Linked DNA regions of Homo sapiens: region 1 is linked to region 2. Evidence: chromatin contacts called from ENCODE Hi-C or POLR2A ChIA-PET data. All regions are on one chromosome and are shown on one strand. The core of a region is the stretch at or near the end of the contact, and the rest is flanking DNA. Distances in the headings are between cores, read along the strand shown.

Region 1 (2,842 bases), core at 60-2,559, 500 kb after region 2:
AACTACTTGAGAAGGATATATATACAGAAGTATATAACCTTGATTGTGATGGCTGGGGAACTGGGCAGACAAGAGATAAAATGGGAGGGAGGTTTTACACTGTCCACTTAACACATTTTTTTGAACCATGTAAGTGGTTACCTATTACTAAAAAAAAAAGAGAACACTAACTTTTCAAGTTACAATATGGTAGAATTTATGGTCTGTTTCAGTCTAGGATCACTAAGGTTATTCTAGAACTACTAAATTATTATTAAACATATTCCTAAGAATATTTGTCAAATAAATAAATTAGAAGTGGGTATGGGGTCCATCTGGGGCATAAGTACTGAATAAGAAAATTATTCAGCACTTATAAATTCAGTTTTTTAAAAAATAGAAGTGGGTAAAAAGAAGGAAGACAAGAGACAAAGCAACCTTGTCTTTCTGGGCTTATTGAGATTAAGAGTATTGCAAGCCTGGTTTGGATGGTACCACAGAGAAACTCACCTTAGGCTGCATGTATTCCAATTTATCAACAACTTGTTCAATGTGCAACATTAAGCTGCCTTTTGGCCAGGCATGGTGGCTCAAGCCTGTAATCCCAGCACTTTGGGTGGCTGAGGTGGGTGGCTCACTTCAGTTCAGGAGTTCGAGACCAGCCTGGGCAAAATGAGGAAACCCCGTCTCCACTAAAATACAAAAATTAGCCAGGTGTGGTGGCACACACCTGTACTCTCAGCTACTTGGGAGGCTGAGGATGGGAGGATCACTTGGGCCAGGAGGTCAAGGCTGCAATGAGCCATCATCATGCCACTGCACTCCAGCCTGGGCAATACAGTAAAACCCATCTCAAAAAAAAAAAAAAATTGCCTTTCATCAGACATGTGGAAGAGTGAAAATAATGATTCCTTTTTCATTATTGACGAAAGCAAAAAAAAAAAAAAAAAGGCACAACATTATGCTGAAACAGCAAAGAAAACTAGAAGATCTGATCAGGAGGGGTATGGCCAGTGAGAGGGAAACAATGCTGTAGGTGTGGGCATACAGAATGGGAGCTAAGAAACTGTCCAACAAAGGTAGAGAAATCTGGGAAATAAATATAAAGAACTGTGGAAACTGATTAGGGCCTGCAAACACACAGCTATGACCCCTTCTCAAACCTAGAAAAGGGCAGTACGTAAGGGAAAAAAGCTTTAATCCTTAAAACATTTTTACTTTAAATTCAAGAAGACAGTTCAGCCTATACTATATGCAGATCAGTGGTAATTATTATGCAAATTATACAGGGCATTTGGATTCTGGGCAAACAGCCAATGTGGTCAACAATGCTTCAAAGTCTATGCACCAAAGTCATGGAAGGGAAACATTTGGCAGGAGAATGGAAGTGGGTGTCACAGCTTCCTGAGGAGAGTCAAAGAAAGTGGAAAGCTTCATCTCTGGGCCAGTCAGTTTTGAATTTTTTCAACCCCTCCAAGTCACATAATAATAAGCAAGTTAACACTGTGCAAAAGGAAAACACACAAAATCTTTTAAAATATGACTCAAAATATTTTATACATAAAACAAACAAAAAGATGTTAAATACTTATATAAAATGGAACTAAAAACAAGACAGCACCAGGTATTTTTTTTCATGTATGTTGATAACAAATAAGAAAATCCAACTGCCAAAAAACATGGCACTTCAATAGCTTTCTGTGGCATAGCAACTGCAAGGAAAGGCTTTGTAAAGAACAAATCTGGCCCAAGTTGCTTAATGTGAAACGGATGTAATCCTTGACTGTACAAAGCCCTTTTATGAAGAGTTAAGGAGTTCTAGGTCATTGTTTTCTGGCACTGGAGGTACTGCTGCCTTTCATTGTAGATTCAAGCCTTAATTCAAGGTGAATTTTATGGATGAAACAGCTACCACTGCCTTGTGGATAAACACACAGGAAAATCTAGCTTTTTTTAAGTTCAAAGACAGAAACACCAAATTCTTGGACATTTTATATTTTCCTTACTTTCTTTTTAGGCCAGAGTAATAAAGGACATAGAGTAAACTCATCTTGACTCAGATGAGCATCAATGGCCCTTCCAATTTGTAACCTGTTTTAAATATATCCAACTGATTTTTATTCACCCTTATAATCTCAGTGTTCAAAATGGTATCTGGAGCATAGTGGAGACTCTATACCTGTCAAAGGACCTGGCTGCCTGCTGTCCATAACAATTACTCCTCCTAGCTTACCACTTTCTTGTTTTTTAAATTTGTTGCTAAAAGCAATACTTTACTTTTCAATTTTTTAGTCTTCAGATAACTGAGTAGTGAGAGAAGCGGGTAGGCAAAGAATAAAATCCCTTAGCAGAACACAAATAGCACACTAACGCAGGCAAAATTTTCTTCCCCGGTATAGACTTGCCTTCTTTTCTTGCTCACACCTTTTCAAGATCTTTTAGTAGAATGTGATCTACCAGCTGAGTGTGTTTGCCTTAGAGATTAGCAGTCTTACCTGCAACTGGTTCCATAAAACATCTTTGCTTTTCTTTTTTCCCCAACATATGGACACCATTACAACTGAAGAATTTTATGTTTAAAATTTTGAATTCTAAGATGCCTGCTAGACATCTTCAGATGCTTTATCTTGCCCCTTGTCATTGCTACTTCAGGAGAAATATGGTATATTACATAGACCAAGCAATCAGGTTTTAGCAAGTGGAGAAATTAGTAATACTCTAATTCTCAACACACTACATTTTTTTTCTTATCTGTTTAGTAAATTTAAAACAAGACTTTATAGAAAAAAATTGAGTATCAAATGGAATTTCTCAGTTAATCTGCTTTCTTAATCTCATATCCATTATGACATATTTTCTGTTT
Region 2 (2,704 bases), core at 96-2,595:
TGGAGTTGACACTCTAGGAACTCGGAGACCCACGTGTAGTACAGCTTGTCCACAGGGAAAGGCAAGGCACCCAGAACAGCAGAACTCGGGGCAGAGGGCGAGAGTGTGAGGCAGGATCAGGTCTTTGGGGAATGTAGGGGGTAACCAGGAGGTATGTGACAGGAAAAGTGGAGGGATGAGACAATCTCAAAAGAGGGAGCAAAGGGGATGGAAGGCAATGAGCCAAAGGCAGTACTGGGGGGCGAGAAACGTGTGACCTGGGTGTGGGAGGCCTCCCACCACCAGCCTCCCCAACCTCCCCCTACCCTGTGGTCTCAGGCACCAACAGACCCAGGAGAAGGAGCAGGTGGGAAGTTGTGCATAAGGCTGAGGATGAAGAGGAGCCTGTTCACCATGAAACATGGGCAGTGGAGAACAGAGCTGGGCTATGAAGAACCACCTGGAAAAGGGGGCAGTGGAGTGCGGTGGTTAACACAGGGATTCTGGAATCAGGCTGCCCGGGCTGGCCTCCTGAATCTGCTATTTACCAGCAGTGGCTGCCGTTTCACCCCTTTGTATATTTAAATGGGGCCAGTAAAAATGCCTTGCGGGTAGGGTTGTTGTGTGAGTTAGCTCGCTTAACCTCTATAAACCACTTAGAATAGTGTTGGCTCATTAAACATCACTGCCTTATCATGGCGGGGTGTGGGGGGAGCTTGGCACAGGTCTTTTTGGAGGATGTTCAGGGGTACCCTTTTTGTCAGCTTAAATCACAGACTTCCACAGTTAAAGGGCCTCATGAGGTGACCGAGGCCATGCCCAGTCGGAAGCAAGAACAGCCAGGACTGACAACACCCAGAGCCTGAGGGAGCTGCTCGGCCAGTCTGAGCCTTGGCGGGGAGGCTCACACCACAGAGGCCCCCTTCTGCCCTGCGTGGGGAGCTCCCTGAGGCATGCCAGAGCAGGGCACAGTGGCCCTCAGCGAGGCCTCTGAGGCAGGGCACGGGGACCCTCAGGGAGGCCTCTGAGGCAGGGCACAGGGACCATGGGGACCCTCAGCAGGGCCTCTGAGGCAGGGCACGGGGACCCTCAACTCTGGCCCAGGAACAAAGCCACTGCTCCATTCACCCCCAAACGCCACTCTGGGTCTGCAGAGGCCCAAGGCAGCCATGGGTGACCGCAGAGGGCTAGCAGGACCGCAGTGGGGCTGCAGGAAGGAAGGAGCCAGCTTGGGATGGGGCAGAAATGAGGAGGGGTTCTCTTCTTCCCATCCTCACCCAGCTCAGTGTTATAACCAGGCAGACGTCAGGCCCTCAGGGTACAAATCATCTCTCCATAGCTGGCTCAAAAATAGTTTCCACTAGCTCTGGAATGCACTGTGGCTTCCTTGGCTTCCCTCAGCACAGCTCCATCCCCTCCGGGAGTCCATTCTGGCTCACAGAAGGCTGAAGAGGGAGGACTGGGCTCAGCGCCTGAGACAGGAGGGCCGTCCCCTTCTCTCTTCTCACGGCCCTGTCCCCCACCCCCATGCCCACGGTCAGTGTCTCCTGCACATACACTCACCTCCTCTCATCGTCTCATCTCAGTTCTGCCTTAGTGTCCCCCCCCCCGTGTTTCCCCACTTTCCTCACATCCCCCAGGGAACCCTCCCCTCTCCCCGGCAGTGTCCCCTCCTCCTCCCTCTTCCCCTCTCCTCCGAAAAGGTGGCCATGTAAACAGGAAGTGGCTCAAAGACATAGAGGGAGTGTGGCTGGAAGCCTTTACACATGGGAGGTAATTTCCCTATCATCACCCAAAGTCAGATTTCATGTGTGTTCTAGCCAGCTCTGTGTGAGACTCTGGGCCCAGTTTCTGGAACTCTCCATCAACTGTCGTAGGCAGAGCAGGAAGCCAAGTCAGCAGCTGTGTGCTTCAGTTCGCTGGTGTCTGTGTGGCTGAGGGCCGTGTGACACTGCCGAGCCAGGGCAGCCTGGGATGAGATTACAAAGTGCGGAATGCGCAGTGGCTGGGGAGAGCTCGGTGACAGACCTGCTTGGCGCTCACATGCTGGGCCAACCACAGTCCTCTCTGGAGCACCAGAGCCAGACCCGGGATGGGCTCACTGTGGCCAAACACATACATAAGCTTCCAAGGACTGCGGCCTCTGTCTGGGGCTTTGAAGATTTCCTGGGGGGAAATCCCTCCTAAGAAGCGCTATTCCTGGCTCTGCTGACAAGCAGGTTGGGATTACGTAACAGACCCCTTGTCCTCCCATGCCCTCGTGTGTCCCCACCTGACCTGTGCTGCCTGGTGTTCTCAGGGTGTCTCCAAGCCTGGTCCCCACAGCAATATGCCCATCCCACTATTTTCCCTCTCCCCTCCATGTGCTGGTGTTGATTGTAGAAAAAGTAAAGAACAGAGATTTCTGAAACGCACAGGACGTGTTCCCAACTTCCTCACAAGGGATCTCAGCTTGGGTCCAGGCACCTCAGTAGCAACTAAATAAATCTCCAAGGGCAAGAGAGAAGTTGCTCTTGAAAAGTTTTGTTCTCACCATGGGTTTCCTGCGCTTGTAAACAGCATTACCATGCCTGGGGGAGTTATGCATTGGAGAACTTGCCAACTAAGGGCTGTTTCTTTCACAAAGAAAGCACAGCTCTCCCTTGCTTAAAACCACCCCTAGAACTCAGCTTTGGTGGAACGTCTCCCCTGCTCTCCTAGGTCCTATCCCTGTCCCTCCACTGTG

What was found. A loop is a pair of places that touch in the nucleus more often than their neighbours do. ChIA-PET counts read pairs that join two places held with the same protein, here RNA polymerase II (POLR2A).
Region 1: a map of esophagus squamous epithelium shows a loop between it and region 2 (4-fold over the local background). The contact joins two enhancer-like sites. A Hi-C loop is called at or near these places in 1 of 168 maps with a recorded cell type or tissue (esophagus squamous epithelium). POLR2A ChIA-PET finds 5 or more read pairs at or near these places in 2 of 52 experiments (AG04450 and BJ).

Annotation. Positions count from the first base shown.
Region 1 is chr3:125,279,847-125,282,688 of GRCh38, forward strand. All of the region lies in intron 5 of ZNF148 (zinc finger protein 148), which reads right to left. Among named protein-coding and RNA genes, the nearest start is that of SLC12A8, 69 kb to the left of the region's middle. Within about 2 kb of position 1,310, at least 2 of the 41 ENCODE cell types and tissues checked have a DNase peak (open chromatin) inside an H3K27ac peak, as active enhancers do.
Region 2 is chr3:124,779,131-124,781,834 of GRCh38, forward strand. All of the region lies in intron 10 of ITGB5 (integrin subunit beta 5), which reads right to left. Among named protein-coding and RNA genes, the nearest start is that of MIR544B, 48 kb to the left of the region's middle. RefSeq lists an enhancer at 1,967-2,026. Within about 2 kb of position 1,346, at least 24 of the 41 ENCODE cell types and tissues checked have a DNase peak (open chromatin) inside an H3K27ac peak, as active enhancers do.